Linked DNA regions of Homo sapiens: region 2 is linked to region 1. Evidence: chromatin loops called from intact Hi-C (ENCODE). Cell type or tissue: mammary epithelial cell. All regions are shown on one strand. Each heading gives the region's core, and the rest is flanking DNA. Links, peaks and the distances in the headings are about the cores only. Region 1 overlaps FALEC (focally amplified lncRNA regulator of ECM1). Region 2 overlaps RPRD2 (regulation of nuclear pre-mRNA domain containing 2).

Region 1 (9,744 bases), core at 764-8,763:
GTCAACATCCTTATGGTTTTGCTGTTAGTCAGGTTTTCTGTTATGTGTAGGCCAAAGCATTCCTAGCCGACATGTCATCCCTGAAGTCTCAGCTTTAAATGTCATTCCTCAGGGAGACCTTCCTGAAACCCCCAGATCAACACATTCTGTAACACTCCCCACTGTCCCTGAGTGGTCCTCATCACACTTGTAATTATTATTACTATTAATTTTTTTTTTTTTTTTGAGATGGAGTCTCACTCTGTCGCCCAGGCTGGAGTGCAGTGGTGCAATCTCGGTTCACTGCAAGCTCCGCCTCCCAGGTTCACGCCATTCTCCTGCCTCAGCCTCCCGAGTAGTAACTGGGACTACAGGTGCCCACCACCACGCCCAGCTAATTTTCTTTCGTATTTTTAGTACAGATGGGATTTCACCATGTTAGCCAGGATGGTCTCAATCTCCTGACCTCTTGATCCGTCTGCTTCGGCCTCCCAAAGTGCTGGGATTACAGGCGTGAGCCACTGCGCCTGGCACTTGTAATTATTAATATTTATTGAATGATGGTCTTTGTCTCAGGGCTATTTGCTCCACCAGAGCAGAGACTATGACAGGCATCCCAGAGCCTAGCCCAATGACAGGCACAGGAGCCACTAAATAAATAGCAAAAAAAAAAAAAAAAAAAAAAATCAAAGGATCTAGAGCACAGGTGGAGGGAGAAGCAGGATAAATCCGTGAAAGGTGTGAATTGAAATATGTGCAGCTGGGCTTCTGCTATCACATGGAAACTTTAAAGCTTAATGAATCATTAAAGAAGGGTTGGAATGACCATTGTGGGAACGGGGTGTGAGTGTTTATCTGGTACAGTAAGAGCTGCCAAGTAGTGTTAAAGGCCCAGCTGGGATTAGAAACCATACGTGTGCATTGGCAGAAACCAGCAGAATTAGAAGATTTCCTCCAGCAGCGTTCAGCCATCTGAGTGTGGGAGAGAAGCTGGGTAATTAGGTCAGCCCCAAAATGGGGGCTTGGTGGGCAGGCTGCTGCCTTTTGTTCCTTTCTCAGATGAAGTAAATGAAAATAGATGTGGAATTTTGTTTTCCTTGTCCCCAAAATGAAACCTTGTAGAACTCAAAGGCTTGCCCTTTGGCCCTAGACTGGAGCCAAAAAGGCTGAAGCATTTACCCCAAACGTCTTCCCCTATGGCCTGCTTGCCTAGCAGGGCCCATGGAAAGATTTGTGGGGATCTGTGATTTTTTTTTTTTTTTGAGGTGGAGTCTCGCTCTGTCACCCAGGCTGGAGTGCAGTGGCGCCATCTCGGCTCACTGCAAGCTCCGCCTCCCGGGTTCACGCCATTCTCCTGCCTCAGTCTCCCGAGTAGCTGGGACTACAGGCGCCTGCCACCACGCCCGGCTAATTTTTTGTATTTTTAGTAGAGACGGGGTTTTCCCATGTTGGCCAGGATGGTCTCGATCTCCTGACCTCATGATCCGCCCACCTCAGCCTCCCAAAGTGCTGGGATTACAGGGGTGAGCCACCGCGCCCAGCCTGTGAATTTCTTAAAGTATGCAAAATGCGGTGTGTCTGTGTGTGTGCATTTTTCTGGGGCGAGTATCTGTAGCTTACATCAAATTCTTTAAAGGGTGATCCAGAAAGACAAGAGCCCCTAACTTGGGTCAGCTCTTGGATCCACTGCTGTGGATCAGGGCCTGACTGATGGGCAGTTACATCCCTGCCTATTGACAAGGGGCAGTGTGGCACAGAGGTAGATGTGCAGGGGCCTGGACTGCACCACCTCAGGGAAGCTACTTAGCTCCTCAGTTTTCTCTTCTGTAAAATGGGAATGATAATCCCAGTTCCTTATTTCAGAGGGCTGTGAAGATTAAGTTAGATAATACATGCAAATGCTGAGGCCATGCTGGGTACTTAGTAACGGCTGGGTACTTACTAATAGGACGCACATTTAAGAACAAAGACTTTGAATCGGGAGGCAGCAGCTGGGGGAGCACAGTTACAGACAATTTTTTTGCTAAGCACAACATCTGATCATTCTCTCCCCTCTGATACTGTGTGGTCCCATGCAGGTTCCTTAATCACTGCCTCAGTTTCCTTATCTGTAAAATGGAGATGATAACAGTAACTGCCTCATGGTTTGCAGGGACTCTCTGAGGCCGGTGCTCACTAAGTGCTGGTTATTATTGCGATTTTTACTGCCCAGGGCCCAAATTCAGGCTCCTCATCTTGATAAGAAAGGCTCTTCCCACCAGGCCTTGCCCCGCACTGAAGCCGTCACAACCCAGCAGGCACCTTCACACTGTCTCCAGTGTCCAGTGGCTCTACGGGCCGAAGCACTGAGCACAGAAGAGAGCGAGTGACCAAACGGAGGCCCGCAACACCCGCGCCCTTCCTCAGAGTATTCCCTTCCAAGAGTGCCCTCGCCCTTCCCTTCCCAATTTCCATCTATAGATATCCAGCTTTTGGTTCAAAGCGGAACTCCAGAAACCACACTGTCCATAACGCCTTCCTAATTCCTCTCATCAGAAGCCCCTGTTCTGAGCCAGTCATGTGGCATATGCAGTTCTCAGGAACAACACACCTCAGTTCCCTAACTGCACTGCAGCCTCTGGGGACAGGCCTGGCCCCATCCTGTTCTTTTTACCACATCTGTCACCATCTTTGCACAGAGAATACCTTTGGTAGAGAGCTCTTGAACAAAGGAAATGAAATACTCAATGATTCCACTATTCCAAGGCATTCACACATCTAAGGGAAGGGAGAAAGAATCCCCAAATGACTGATCTGTACACTAAGAAACTGATTATACAAATGAACAATGGCCAGACCATATATTAAAATACAACTCTAGGCTGGGCACAGTGGCTCATGCCTGTAATCCCAGCACTTTGGGAGGCCGAGGTGGGCGGATCATCCGAGGTCGGGAGTTAGAGACCAGCCTGACCAACATGGAGAAATCCCGTCTCTACTAAAAATATAAAATTAGCCTGTAATCCCAGCTACTCTGGAGGCTGAGGCAGGAGAATTGCTTGAACCTGGGAGGCGGAGGTTGCCGTGAGCCGGGATCTCGCCACTGCACTCCAGCCTGGGCAACAAGAGCAAAACTCCATCTCAAGAAAAAAAAAAATACAACTCTCACCCACAGCCTGCGGTCACTTGCTGGGGAAACTAACTCATTATCTGCAACAATTAACCTGGGAGGTCTTCCTGCTCTAAATCAGGCCTGCAAGAAGCCAGATTGCTATCTCTAGTGACAATCCAGGAAGCTAAACAATAACCAATAATGTCTGTAACAATCAGCCCCAAATGGCCAGAATTTGATTAGTAACTGACAGTTTCCTTAATTTTGTCCTCACTTTAGGACCAACCAGGGAAAGCCAAAAATGCACCCCTAACCAAGCACACAGGATGCCCTGCTTCTAGTTAGCCCATGCACGGGCAGCTTCCCCACACCAACAGCCTCCAATCAGGGCACACCTGAAGCCTTCACTTTCCTCAGCTATAAAGGTGTCCCACTCCTCTGCCTGCCTTCGAAGCTCCGTCAAAATGCAAGTGCAGATGGCTGACACCCTTGCTCTGTCGCCCAGGCTGGAGTGCAGTGGCACGATCTTGGCTCACTGCAAGCTCCGCCTCCCGGGTTCACGCCATTCTCCTGCCTCTCAGCCTCCCGAGTAGCTGGGACTACAGGTGCCCACCACCACGCCCAGCTAATTTTTTTGTATTTTTAGTAGAGACAGGGTTTCACCATGTTAGCCAGGATGGTCTTGATCTCCTGACCTCCTGATCCACCTGCCTCGGCCTCCCAAAGTGCTGGGATTACAGGCATGAGCCACCGCACCCGGCCAGCCTTTGCTTTTTTAAAGTTGGTTTTCCTTTATTTCCACAAGACCCAGGAACGAAAGCGCAGGGAGCAGAGGCTGGACCGTCCTCTGTCAGTTCCCTCGTTCCCCTGGAGTGGAGCTCTGAGCCCTGGGACCACAGAGTTGGCTGTTACACTGGAAACACTGATCAGACCTTTGGACTCAGCTGAGGTAAGGCTGGAGAAGCCAATTGACTCAGATGAAATACCCCAGGCATAAAATCACAAAAGAGTTTTTGTTAGATGCTGGTTGGGAGGGAGTGGCTCCAGAGATCTGGGAAAAGAGCAGGCCGGCCGGCAATAGAGACATGAGGGAAAGGCAGGAACTTTGCCTAGAATGGGGGCCAGGGGTTGCCAGCACCCGCCTTGGTGGGACAGAGAATTGAGTCAAGATTCTTATCTCACCTCCACTATGATCCTTTTTTCATTCCACAGATATTCACTGAGTGCATAGTGTGTGCGCCAGGCCCTGTTCTGGGAGATGACAGGCAAGGCCACTGACTTCGTGGAGCTCGCCCCCTAACGGTGAAGACAAACAGTGACTGACTAAGGAAAAAAAAAAAAGGTAATTTCAGAAGTGGCAAGTGCCCTGAGCAAAATAAACTAAGATGGTGCAACAGAGAAAAAGGGTGCTGGGGGGTGGGGACACATGCCCCTTTCTAATGCTGCTTCTTGGAGGAAGGTATCTGTGCTGACACCCTAGCAGCCAGGAGCCAGCAGTGCAACTAGAGAGGAAGAGCTTTTCCAGGCATGGGGAACAGCTTCGGCAAAGACCCTGAGGTGGCCCAGGATTGACATGTCCAATAAAGAACAGAGAGGCCAGTGTGGCCAGAGTAGCAGTAATAGCGTTGGGATGAGGCCAGGGAGGAGGCTCACGCCTGGCCAGGCATGAAGGGCCTTCTTGGCCATGTCAAGAGTTTAGATTTCATTTTATTCAAAAAGGCACTGAATGGCTAGCCTGCCTCAGCCGTTTTTTCAGGGCCTTAGAAGAGCTGCTTTGCCAAGCTCCTGTCAGGATTGCAGCAGAGGGCACCCGTGGGTGTTGAGGGACGGCCTTGAGGGGATGGAGTATAGATCAGCCTCACTGCTGTAAGCCACAACTGAACCCCTTGCTGAGTAGGGCAAGATGGGCCACATCGAGTGTGGAAACTCCGAAACTCTATGCTAAATGTTTTTTGTGTATACCTATCTTAGGAAGAGAACCAGAGCTTTTTTTTTTTTTTTTTTTTTTTGAGATGGAGTCTCACTCTGTTGCCCAGGCTGGAGTGCAGTGGTGCAATCTCTGCTCACTGCAACCTCCGCCTCCCAGGTTCAAGTGATTCTCCTACCTTAGCCTCTTGAGTAGCTGGGACTACAGGTGGTGTGCCACAACACCCGGCTAATTTTTGTATTTTTAGTAGAGATGAGGTTTCGCCATGTTGGCCAGGCTGGTCTCAAACTCCTGACCTCAGGTGATCCACCAGCCTCATCTTCCCAAAGTGTTGGGATTACAGGCATGAGCCACCGTGCCCAGCCTGTTTTTTTCAGATTCTAACTCCTAAGCACTAAGAACCCAGAGCTTTTATCAGCCTCTCAGCAGAGTCTCTGTGACCAAAAAAGATAGAAAAAGGTGAATAATGACACCTGTGCTTCCATATGCATGGGGTATTTTAATAAGGATGTTCAGATGTGGCCTTGGAGGAGGAGAGAGGGAGGCTGGAAGAAGGAGACGTGTCGTGGATCCTGTGTGTGCTTTACCTGTTTTTAAAATCTGGCGTAAAGGACTAACACTGTGGACAAGGATGGCGTGGGGAGAAAGGTGCTGAAGTCTCGGCATGGCAGGAACCTGCAGGGAGGCCCTTCCCATCCTTAACTCAGCCTTCTGGGCCAGGGTGGGGCAGTGACAAACCCAGGGTCAGATCCTAACCCAGGTGGCCCCACCCCACCCCTAACCTGTGCTCACATGCCTCAACTCTGAGGAGCTGGTCCTGGAGAGGTGGGGTGCAGGAGGGCGGCACCTCCCCTGAGCCCAAGGAGGCTGCAGCTGCCCTGCAGGTGTGGGCTGCACTGCTCTGCAAGAGACTCCCTGGAGAGGGATGCCCTTTGTCCAGGCCACTGAAGCCGCTGTCGTCCTCTGAGCATGCCCCAAGCTCTTCTGAGCCCCGCACCTTCATAGAAAGAGGCACCTGGCTGGCCCCAACAGGATCGCTTTGCTCAGACCTGAGTTCTTATGAAGGGTTCAGTCCCAAAGTCTTGGTTGGTCATTTTGCTTTCAGTCAAAGTTCACCTCACTATGCCTGGTATCTGTGCCCCCCCAGCCCCCACTCAGGAGATGGAGGCTGAGATAGAAATGTGCTCTCTAGCCTGGCACAGTGGCTCAAGCCTGTAATCCCAGCACTTTGGGAGGCCAAGGTGGGCGGATCATGAGGTCAGGAAATCGAGACCATCCTGGCCAACATGGTGAAACCCCGTCTGTACTAAAAATACAAAAATTTGCTGGGTGTGGTGGCGCGTGGCTGTAATCCCAGCTACTCAGGAGGCTGAGGCAGGAGAATCGCTTGAACCAGGGAGTTGGAGGTTGCAGTGAGCTGAGATCATGCCACTGCACTCCAGCCTGGCAACAGAGCAAGACTCTGTCTCAAAAAAAAAAAAAAAAAAATGTCCTCTCTAACTCTCTCCAGAATCTTGGCTGGAATTGACTTTGCCTCCCCACAAATAGGCTCTGGCCTGGCCTTCAGGACCCACCTGTTCTCAGCAATCAGCCAGCCCCTCCTGGTGTTCAGATCCCCAGTAATCTGGGTCCACGAGCCGGGGAACAGAGTTGACTGGTGATGACAGGTCCCTGGCAGGATGCAAAGCGGCTGAGGGCCTCCTGGGCCAGCACTTGGGTAAACCAAAGTGCTGCTCTCCTCTGCTTGAGAACAATTGGGACTGTTGCATAGCTTCCTCCTGAGGCCTTCGAAATGGCTTCCTCTGAGGGATAAGAGCACAGTCACCCAAACTTGTGTTGACAAACAGTATTTTTATGCCAAATCTTCTAACTTGATTTTTTTTTCTTTTTGAGACCGAGTCTCACTCTGTTATCCAGGCTGGAGTGCGGTGGCGCAATCTCAGCTCACTGCAACCTCCGCCTCCCAGGTTCAAGCAATTCTCCTGCCTCAGCCTCCCAAGTAGCTGGGATTACAGGCGCCCGCCACCACGCCTGGCTAATTTTTGTATTTTTAGTGGAGACAGAGTTTCACCATGTTGGTCAGGCTGATCTCGAACTCGTGAGCTCATGCGATTTGCCAGCCTTGGCCTCCCAAATTGCTGGGATTACACGCGTGAGCCACCGCGCCCAGGCTCAAATCTTCTAACTCTAAATTAAATAGTAATACAAATAGCCAATATGTGTGTGGGACTTATGGTGGGCCAGGCACTGTTCAGTTACGGGCTTTATGTGCATCTTTTCATTTAAACTCCACAGAACCCTGACGCTTGGCATGGTCCATGGCCCCCTCCACACAGCCAGTTGGCCAGGGAGCCGAGGCAGCCTGTAAACGCTCTGCCTGGAGCTGCTCGTAAACAAAAACAGAGTGATCCACAAAAGGGCCCCAGAGTCTGGCACTGAATGGAATCCTACCTTCGGTCCAGCAACTGGAGAACGAAAGTCCACATCCTGATGACTGGTTCTGCACCTGGGGCTTAGAGCACATAGCAAGGGGCTGAGAAGCAGCCACCACATAATCAGTGACTGCAATTTCATCACACAGTCCTCCATGCCAGGCCCTGTGGGGAAACCAAGATATGTAAGGCAAGCCCTGCTCTTCGGAATTTCTAATCTCAGTACTGAAAAGTTAATAACATAAGGACGCAGCCTATCTGTGGTAACACCATGGCATGAGCTGTGTGGATTCCAAGTGCTGAATGAAGCTGGAAGGGCAGAGGTCACATCGGGCCAGTATGTGCTTCTTGGAAGAGGTGGCATTTGAGTCACTTGAAGAATGAGCAGGAGATGAGGGATGGGAAGGAGAAGGCATTCCTGGGATGCCATGAGCAAAGTGTCACAGTTTTGCATTGATCACTGTCATCCATGTAAGAGCAAGGACAGCTCAGGCAGGTGGTGGCCATAGAATGGAGGTGGACACATAAATATGTGGAGAAAGAAGGAAGTCTTTGGGTTAAAAGGCCAAGACTTGACACCTGTGAGGACCTGGAATCTAACCCTGTGTTTGTCTGTAAACCCAAGGCAAGTCACCCTTCTTCCGAGGCACAGTTTCTTCACCTGTAAAATGAAGGGACTGGGCAAGACGGTTTCTAAAGTTCCTAGGGCCAGGTGCAGTGGCTCACGCCTATCTTCACAATACTTTGGGAGGCTGATGCAGAAGGATCACTGGAGCTCCCTCAAGACCAGCCTGGGGAACACAGGAAGAACCTTGTCTCTACAAAAAATTAAAAATATTAGCTGGACATGGTGGCAGGACCTGTGGTTCCAGCTACTCAGGAGGCTGAGTGGGGAGGATATTTTGAACCTGGGAGGTCGAGGCTGCAGTGAGCTGTGATCACACCACTGCACTTCAGCCTGGGCAATAAATAAATAAACAAGTAACAAAGTTCCTTACTACTTTAGAATCAGGGTAGAAAGGAGTGAAGATGACTTTAGGATTTTGAAGAACAGGCCCAGCAGCAGGAGGTGAGGAGTCTGGAGAACAGCAGATCTGGGGAGAGGCCTTCAGCTTTAGATAAAATGCGTGGACCCCTTCACGACTCTTCCTTCTGCTGGGGTCCTCCAGCGCTGCCACAGGCTGACCCGTTCTCAGACTTGCATGGGACGTGTGTTGCCTCCCTACGTCTCTCCCTGAGATGTGAGCCTGGCTACATCAAGGCCAGAGCAATGAGAGGCAGTGGCCCTTGCCCCAGCTTTTCCCCAATGAGGAAGCACCATCATCACCAACACCATCTTGCCACGATAGCACTGGAGAGCCTGCAGGTGAAGGTGGGGATCCCCTAAATTCACAATTAAGTTCCTTTACCCCAGGGAAATGGGCACTGGAAACAGAAACAGGCTGTTATTGAGAAATCAATTAACATATGGTCCCTGCATACTTCTGTTTGAGGGCCCCAATTAGCTCATACCTGGTTCACAGGCAAACTTTCCAACAAACGGGGCAGATCTCATACTGGGTGTGTATAAGAGCCCCTGTGGAGGCTGGGCACAGTGACTCACAACTGTAATCCCAGCACTTTGGGAGGCCAAGGCGGGAGGATCGCTTGAGCCCAGGAGATCCAGGCTGCAGTGAGCTGAGGTCATGCCACCGCACTCCAGCCTGGGTGACAGACACCCTGTCCCAAAAAATAAAGAAGAACCCCTGTGGAGCTCATGAACAGGACCACCCAGAGGAGGGGACCAGGCACCTTTATTTTCATAACCTCCCAGGCAATTGTTAGGCACACTAAAGTGAGAGACTCTTTGGGGAGGATAGAGCTGCCCAGAGGGTTTGGGCTGGGAGAGCGGTGGGGCAGGGGCCCTCCCAAGAGGCAACAGGCTCCTCAGAGTGAGACTGAGCTGTCTCTCCACAGAGGGCAGGGGAGGGAGGGTGGCCCTGGGCAGAGGGGCTGAAGCTGGAGAGGCAGTGGAGGCCGGAGGGCACAGGCTTTGCGGCTGAGCAAGGGGCCAGGGCCAGATCCTGAAGCTGACGGGACAGGGGGCGCTGTGAGCAGGGACGGGAGGCCTTTCTGAGGCAGGAAAATCACTTGAACCCAGGAGGCGGAGGTTGCAGTGAGCTGAGATCATGCCACCACACTCCAGCCTGGGCAACAGAGCGAGACTCCATCTCAAAAAAAAAAAAACAAAACAAAAAGCAGATACACACCTTCCCGTCCACCCTTTGTCCACTGAGATGAGCTGGGCCTGTGGTGGGAGGGGTGAGCACCTCCTG
Region 2 (8,836 bases), core at 1-8,000, 63 kb before region 1:
CATCCTGGCTAACACAGTGAAACCCCGACTCTACTAAAAATACAAAAAATTAGCCGGGCGTGGTGGCGGGCACCTGTAGTCTTGGCTACTTGGAAGGCTGAGGCAGGAGAATGGTGTGAACCCAGGAGGTGGAGGTTGCAGTGAGCCAAGATTGCCCCACTACACTCCAGCCTGGGCAAAAGAGCAAGACTCTGTCTCAAAAAAAAAAAAAAAAAAAAAATTAGCTGGGCATAGTGGTGCATGCCTGTAGTTCCAGCTACTCAGGGGGCTAAGGCAGGAGGATCACTTGAGCCCAGGAGTTCAAGGCTGCAGTACGCTGTGGTCACCCCACTGTACTCCAACCTAAGTGATGAGACCCTGCCTCAAAAAAAAAAAAAAAAAAATTTCTGAGACATGAATATATCTTTTTTTGTCCTAATGTTTTATAGAGGCTTCATTATTTATTATTTTATTTATTATTTTATTAGAGTCTTAGATGTAGTATTTTTGTTTTCACCTACCTATAATCTCTCTCATTTGACCCTTTCTGTTCAGCTTTACTAATTATGTTTTGTGCATGACACTGCCTGTTTCTAACCTTTTTTCATAAATCTTTCCTACTCTCTACTCTCTTATGCTCCAGATACCAATGAAATCCTTTTTAAGTACCGTAGTATAATTATGAAATGAATTACAAATACCAGGGCAATATATTCAGTGTAGTGATTTACTCTATATCAGTAGTCTCAACCAAAGGCCTCCAGGGAGGACACTTGGCAATATTTGGAGACCTTTTTAGTTGTCTCAACTGGGGTAATGGTAGGGGTGCTACTGCCTCTAGTGAGTAGAGGCCAGGAGGATGCTCCTAAATATCCTACAATGTGTGAGACAGCCCCAACAATAAAGAATTATCTAGCCCAAAGTGTCAGTAGTGCTGAGGTTGAGAAACCCTGCTCTCTATCAAAGGAGTGGTGTAAAACAGTTTCCTAAACTGTTATGTAAGTGGATCATTCAAGCATATTATAGTGAACTTTGTCTGGAGGTGCAGAAGAATTTTGTTACACAGAACTAAATAGTATTAAGTAATAATCCACAGCCCCTATCTATTGGCATCAGCAATAAAGAATTGATGATGACTGCAGCACATGTTGTACTACTAATATCAGGGACAATTTGAGAGTTTGACATGTTTATGCTTTCTCCCTTTTTATTTTTATTTGTTTGTTTGTTTTTGAGACGGGGACTTGCTCTGTTGCCCAGGCTGGAGTGCAGTGGTGTGATCTCGGCTCACTGCAACCTCTGCCTCTCGGGTTCAAGTGATTCTCTTGCCTCAGCCTCTCGAGTAGCTGGTATTACAGGCTCACACCACCATGCCCGGCTAATTTTTGTATTTTTAGTAGACACGGGGTTTCGCCATGTTGGCCAGGCTGGTCTCGAACTCCTGACCTCACGTGATCCACCTGCCTCGACCTCCCAAAGTGCTGGGATTACAGGTGTGAACCACCGTGCCTGGCCGATGTGAAATTTCTGATGAGGCAAAATTTGAACAGAACTAGGTTCCTTATGGAATGTGGAATTCTCTTTGACTTTTAAAAGGATTGTATCTAGCAAGTTAAATAGATGTATTTCCTCGAAGACTGTTAATGAAATCCCAGAACTTTGTTCTGATTGTGTCATCCACAGCCCTAGGTATTGACAGATTTATAACACAAAAGAGAGACTTCAGGCCCGGTGTGGTGGGTCACACCTGTAATTCCAGCACTTTGGGGACGGGTGGATCACCTGAGGTCAGGAGTTCAAGACCAGCCTGGCCAACAGGGTAAACCTGTCTTTCCAAAAAAAAATACAAAAAAATTAGCTGGGCGTGGTGGCTCACAGCTGTAACCCCAACTACTTGGGAGGCTGAGGTAGGAGAATCGCTTGAACCCGGAAGGCAGAGGTTGCAGTGAGCCAGCCTGGGCGACGAGCAAAACTCTGTCTCAAAAAAAGAGAAACTTCAGTGGGCAAAGGAGCAGAGTATGACTTGTTATGATTAAAGAGCAAACTTTTGGCTGGGCGCAGTGGCTCATGCCTGTAATCCTAACACTTTGGGAGGCCACGATGGGAGGATCACTTGAGGCCAGGAGTTTGAGACCAGCCTGGTCAATATAGCAAAACCCCTATCTCTATTGTTTTTAAGAATTTTTAAAAATAATTAAAAAAAAAAAAGATTGGAGAACAGTAATATTTAGTGGTGAGAGACAATTTTACCTATTACCAGAAATCTGAGTAGTATATCTATCTTAAAAAGATGTTCTTTTGAAGAAGTTATCCCAAAATATCTGAAAAATATGCTGAAATATCTTCTAAAAATCATATTACATTATTATATATCACATTCTAGTGTTTGAGGACTTCTGGGTTTTGTGAGAACAGTGATTACTAAGAATTAAATCAGGCTGGGCATGGTGGCTCACGCCTGTAATCTCAGCACTTTGGGAGGCTGAAGTGGGACAATCACTTGAGCCCAAGATTTTGAGATCAGCCTGCGCAACATGGTGAGACCTTGTCTCTACTAAAAATAAAAAAGTTAGCTGGGCATAGTGATGTACACCTGTGGTCCCAGCTACTCAGGAAGCTAAGGCAGATAAATCTTTTGAGCCCAAGAGGTTGAGGTTACAGTGAGCTATGATCGCACCACTGCACTCCAGCCTGGGTGACAGAGCAAGAGCCTGTCTCTTGAAAAAAAAAAAGGAAACTATTAGTAGGGATGAATTATGTGGCTAGGGAACTTTTTTTGGAATGAAACATGCCGATTTTTTTTTTTCTTCAGAAGGATCATAACTAAAGTAAACATTATTTCAGTTGTTTGGATATTACTGAATATTGGATAACAATAAAGACCATCCAACATTATTTAGAAATAAATGGCTTTAAAATGTTACAAGGATGGAGGGGACTTGAAATTCTTTAGGCCAAATCTGTTAGAATATGGGTTAAAATTGAAATTTTGAAGAAATGTTAATTGAAATATCACATGAAGTATTTTCTTTAATCATATAATTACTAAGGAACAATGTTAGTGTATTCAGTGACTAAAAGCTATAAATTTGGGTGAAATGTATATTAAAAATTTTTTTAATTAATTTATTTTTAAATACAGAGACTCACTTTGCCACCCAGGCTGGTGTGCAGTGGCAGAGTCATAGTTAGTTTACTGTAACCTTGAACTGGGCACAAGTGATTCTCCAGCCTCAGCCTCCTGAGTAGCTAGGACTACAGGCATGCACCATCATGCCCAGCTGATTTTTAAATTTTTTTTAGAGACAGAGTCTCTCTGTGTTTCCCAGGCTGGTCTCAAACTCCTGGCCTCAAGCCATCCTCCTGCCTCTGCTGCCCAAAATGCTAGGATTACAGGCATGAGCCACCGTGCCCAGCCAAAAGTCTTCATTTGTGACCAGAAATTGGGTAAATTTTTAAAAATATGATTGAATTTATAGAACCTTCTGTTATCTTTTTGTCAAATATTTTTCTAAAAAATTTTCTACAGGAGCAGTTTGCTTTGTTGAACTTCAGCCTTTGCCCCAAAGAATTCTTTCTCAGTGCTTCTGAGAAAGTTTTGACTGTCAGTGAACACAGTTAAATTCCATCATTGTCAATCTGGACTAAATAATCCTTGGATTTTCCACACTATAAAATGGGGATTGTGTGTTTTCTTGTGAAAGGACCAGTGTCCCTGGTGGTCTGTCTTTGTAAGTCTTTGTGGTGTATGTTTGTTATAGCTACATTTTACAACCAAAACGGATGGTTGAAAGCATTGTTTTTCAAAAAGTAACAACAGTCTACCAAGAGGTGCTTCTTGAAAAAGGTGTTTGCTGTTCAGATAAGTTTCTGAAATTTGCATTTGCCTGTCTCCCGCTTGAAAATAACAATGTATATTAACTTATTAGAGATAATAAGTTTGAAGGTTGAAGGTTGGTTTGAAGGTTGGACAGGAAAGGTAGAACAGATCTGTTTGCATTTAGAGAAACACTTCCACAGATCAAACATTAAGAAATACTGGCTTAAAGTGTTGTTTTAAGAATAACTTTGCCTCCTTTCTTTTCCTGCTTTGCCTAACTTAAACTATGAATGATTCTGACATTAAAATCTCCCCCTTCCTGTTGCCTTTTATTGTGCCATGTTGGGCTGATTTCTGGACTGTACTGGAAACATTTCAGTGATTTGCTCTTTATTGATAAAATAGGCCCTGTATTTTCTGTGACATTTAGCCATTGCTTGTTTGGTCTGGATTCCTTTTGGCCTTACACTTTGTCTATCTGGTTCCCACCAAAATGAATGAGAGTATCTGATTAGCCTACATTGTTTGCATTGTATGATAGGGAGTTGTTCTTTTTAACCCCTCTAATCTTTGTTTCTACAGGCCTGTCATCTTTACTTCAGAGTGTTACTGGGAACCCAGTTCCAGCCAGTGAAGCTGCCTCACAGAGCACTTCAGCCTCCCCTGCCAACACCACAGTCTCTACCATAAAGGGAAGAAATCTGCCCTCCAGTGCCCAACCTTTTATTCCCAAAAGCTTCAACTATTCTCCTAACTCATCAACTTCTGAAGTCTCTTCAACTTCAGCCAGCAAGGCCTCAATTGGGCAAAGCCCAGGGCTCCCAAGCACTACTTTTAAACTACCTTCCAACTCTTTGGGGTTTACAGCTACCCACAATACTAGCCCTGCTGCCCCACCTACTGAAGTTACCATCTGCCAATCTTCAGAGGTCTCCAAGCCAAAGCTGGAGTCAGAGTCCACCTCCCCAAGCCTGGAAATGAAGATTCACAACTTCTTAAAAGGTAATCCTGGTTTCAGTGGCTTAAACTTAAACATCCCAATCCTGAGCAGTTTGGGGTCCAGCGCCCCATCAGAGAGCCATCCCTCAGACTTCCAGCGTGGCCCTACTAGCACCTCAATCGACAACATTGATGGAACCCCTGTACGGGATGAACGGAGTGGGACACCCACCCAGGATGAGATGATGGACAAGCCCACATCCAGCAGTGTAGATACTATGTCCCTGCTTTCTAAGATCATTAGCCCTGGTTCCTCAACACCCAGCAGTACAAGATCACCACCCCCTGGGAGAGATGAAAGCTACCCCCGAGAGCTCTCCAATTCTGTATCTACATATCGACCCTTTGGTCTGGGCAGTGAATCTCCCTATAAGCAGCCTTCTGATGGAATGGAGAGACCATCTTCCCTGATGGACTCTTCACAGGAAAAGTTCTACCCAGATACTTCTTTCCAAGAAGATGAGGATTACCGAGATTTTGAGTATTCAGGGCCTCCACCCTCTGCCATGATGAACCTAGAGAAGAAACCAGCCAAATCTATCCTGAAATCAAGCAAGCTGTCTGATACCACCGAGTACCAGCCAATTCTGTCCAGTTATAGCCACAGAGCCCAAGAATTTGGGGTAAAGTCTGCCTTCCCTCCATCTGTAAGGGCCCTCCTGGACTCTAGTGAGAACTGTGACCGTCTCTCATCTTCCCCTGGGCTATTTGGTGCCTTCAGCGTAAGAGGGAATGAACCTGGGTCTGACCGGTCACCATCACCGAGTAAGAATGATTCATTTTTCACCCCTGACTCCAACCACAATAGCTTGTCTCAATCTACCACTGGGCATCTCAGTTTGCCACAGAAGCAGTACCCAGACTCTCCTCACCCAGTCCCACATCGTTCCCTTTTCTCTCCGCAGAACACCCTTGCCGCTCCCACGGGTCACCCACCCACGTCAGGCGTGGAGAAAGTCCTGGCCTCCACCATTTCCACCACGTCGACGATTGAATTTAAGAATATGCTTAAAAACGCCTCACGTAAGCCCTCAGATGATAAGCATTTTGGCCAGGCTCCCAGCAAGGGCACTCCAAGTGATGGTGTCAGTCTCTCAAACCTCACCCAACCCAGCTTGACCGCCACTGATCAGCAGCAACAAGAAGAGCACTACCGCATAGAAACCCGCGTCTCCTCCTCCTGCTTAGACTTGCCTGATAGCACAGAAGAAAAGGGGGCCCCTATAGAAACCTTGGGTTATCACAGTGCATCCAATAGGAGGATGTCAGGGGAGCCGATCCAGACCGTAGAGTCCATCCGAGTTCCTGGGAAGGGAAATAGAGGACATGGGCGTGAGGCTTCAAGGGTGGGTTGGTTTGATCTGAGCACATCAGGTAGCTCTTTTGACAATGGCCCTTCAAGTGCCTCTGAGTTGGCATCCCTTGGGGGTGGGGGCAGCGGAGGCCTCACTGGCTTTAAAACAGCACCATACAAGGAACGGGCACCTCAATTTCAGGAGAGTGTCGGCAGCTTTCGTTCCAACAGTTTCAACTCAACATTTGAGCATCATCTTCCCCCATCCCCCTTGGAACATGGGACACCCTTCCAGAGAGAGCCAGTGGGGCCATCATCTGCCCCACCTGTCCCTCCTAAGGATCATGGTGGTATCTTCTCTCGAGATGCACCCACTCATCTACCCTCTGTGGATCTTTCGAACCCCTTCACAAAGGAGGCAGCCCTGGCCCATGCTGCCCCACCCCCTCCTCCTGGAGAGCACAGTGGAATTCCTTTCCCTACCCCACCTCCTCCTCCCCCTCCTGGGGAACATAGCAGCAGTGGTGGGAGTGGTGTCCCCTTTTCTACTCCACCCCCTCCTCCACCCCCTGTTGACCACTCTGGAGTTGTACCCTTCCCAGCCCCACCACTGGCAGAGCACGGAGTGGCAGGGGCTGTGGCAGTATTTCCCAAGGACCATAGTTCCCTCCTTCAAGGGACCCTGGCTGAGCATTTTGGGGTACTCCCAGGACCCAGGGACCACGGGGGCCCCACCCAACGGGACCTCAACGGCCCTGGCCTTAGCCGTGTACGAGAGAGCCTCACCCTACCCTCCCATTCTCTGGAACACCTGGGCCCACCCCATGGAGGAGGAGGTGGGGGAGGCAGCAACAGCAGCAGTGGCCCCCCCTTGGGTCCCTCACACAGAGACACCATCAGCCGGAGTGGTATAATCTTACGGAGTCCCCGGCCAGACTTTCGGCCTAGGGAACCTTTTCTCAGCAGAGACCCATTTCACAGTTTAAAGAGACCCAGGCCACCTTTTGCTAGGGGCCCTCCGTTCTTTGCACCAAAACGCCCATTCTTCCCTCCCAGGTACTGATGGAAACCAAGGGAAAGGCATTTTGAACAGTCTAGAGAACATTGGAAGTAGGAGTTTGGTTTATTGTTGTTGTTTTTATTTGTTTTCTCTTTCTCGATTTTTTTTTTATTATAACAAAGGGCCTCTCTTCCAAAGTAAGAAATCACATACGCTTACGTTTTACTATTCAATTCAATCCTCCCTCCCATTGCACTTATCTACCTTCCCCAAGTTGTTTGTATTAAAAAAAAAAAAAAAAAAAAAAAGTAAAGAAACACAACCAAAGCCATTTCATTTGGCTGGGGGGTTGGGGAGTGGGGAGGAAAACAATCTTTATTTTACCCCATCTATTGAAGAGTATTATTACATTTGAAATAAAACTTCCATCAGTACAGATAACCACATGTGCAATGTTGGGATGTTATTTTGGGCTTGGCTTATCGAGTAGTCAATGGAAGGATTCCCGTCCCCTCTCTCGGCAGCTTAGTAACTGCTGTAGCCAGCTCGGCTCCCTTCCCTGTGTATCTGTGTCCTGCTAACAGCCAAGAGATGTTGCAAGGGAGGAAATGTGAGAGACCTTGAACCTGTCAGGTTTATTTGTTTTGTTTTTAAAGGCATGTTGAAGTTTAGTTCTTTACCCTTCTCCTAAAATCTTTTTTTAATCAGCCTCAAGGTTAAAATAAGGAGTGACTACAGTATGTAAAATAAGGAAAGGAAGCATTAATGGTGTGATGTGACCTGCCTGTTTTTTTGTAAACAAGAGAATAGGAAATGTTTTCAAGGTAGTTTCACATGTCTTGCACCAAGCTCATGCCTCTTGCTTTTCCTTTTTGACTTTATCTCCCTCAGTTTTTCTTCTGCTGTGGCCAGAAAGACAGTCACTACAGTTGACTATTGATACAAAGGTGCAACAGAAATATTATCCCTGCATTTTTAAATATAAGAAGTAGACATTAATTTTACCATGGTGCCTCCCTAATGTAAGTGATATTTATTGGTGGTTTTCAACAAAGGTTAACTATTAAAGAAAGAAATATTTGTCTTTATCTTCCTTTTCCCCTTGCCTCAGTCGTGTTATTCACCCCTATTCTTGATATTTTAAAGGAGGAGATTCAGTAGCATTTTCCTTTATATTATACACATGTGTCTATCCCATTTCAAGGCTCAAGTCTTACCCCCACCTCTCGCTCCCAATAGGAAATAAAGACCATTTCTGCCCTTAGTTGTTTTACATGCAAGATAAGTGCTTTCCTTCTCCCTGGACTGAAAGACTTGTTTGTATTTCTACATCTAGTACTTGGGAAATAGACAATCACTGTACTTTGAGTGTTTATATCTTTATATCTAGGGACACTGAAAAGTAAATGTTGCTTTACTACAATTTTTTTTTAATTTAGTGTCTTACCCCAAGGCATACTCAACTGATAATCTCCAGCTAGATGAGTAAAACAGTATGTGTTTAGTTTTCCAGAGAATTCTGGCAAGTTTCATATTTTCTTCCAAGTTAGTATAGAACTAACTATAGGAAGTATGGGGTTGCTTTTTCCTCCAGTAGAATATTAAAGATGGGGGAGGGTGGGCAATGTAGTGACAGAAAATGATTCTCTCAGAATGAACTTTTCAGAGAAAGAGCAGCATAAACCAGGTGCACATCATGATTTGGGAGTTTTTGCGTAATTTATTCTGTTATTTATTTGGGCTC

The links. A loop is a pair of places that touch in the nucleus more often than their neighbours do. Peaks named below come from ENCODE experiments on the same cell type or tissue, not always from the same donor. Only the 100,000 strongest peaks of a DNase experiment are listed, where the experiment ranks them.
Region 2: it touches region 1 in a loop (4-fold over the local background); 84 of 110 quality-filtered maps call a loop at or near these places.

The regions. Positions count from the first base shown.
Region 1 is chr1:150,528,375-150,538,118 of GRCh38, forward strand. It overlaps FALEC (focally amplified lncRNA regulator of ECM1), which reads left to right. Exons shown (of 6, transcript NR_186305.1): 4 at 3,876-4,019; 5 at 4,283-4,412; 6 at 7,293-8,414. Among named protein-coding and RNA genes, the nearest start is that of ADAMTSL4, 16 kb to the right of the region's middle. RefSeq lists enhancers at 4,356-5,346, 6,962-8,161. In mammary epithelial cell, for the core only: a CTCF peak has its summit at 4,370; DNase peaks (open chromatin) are centred at 817 and 4,067; H3K27ac peaks cover 522 bases.
Region 2 is chr1:150,466,180-150,475,015 of GRCh38, forward strand. It overlaps RPRD2 (regulation of nuclear pre-mRNA domain containing 2), which reads left to right. Exons shown (of 11, transcript NM_015203.5): 11 at 4,382-8,836. The coding sequence ends at 7,155. Among named protein-coding and RNA genes, the nearest start is that of TARS2, 17 kb to the right of the region's middle. RefSeq lists an enhancer at 6,305-6,817. In mammary epithelial cell, for the core only: no CTCF peak of the experiment used is centred there; no DNase peak of the experiment used is centred there; H3K27ac peaks cover 587 bases.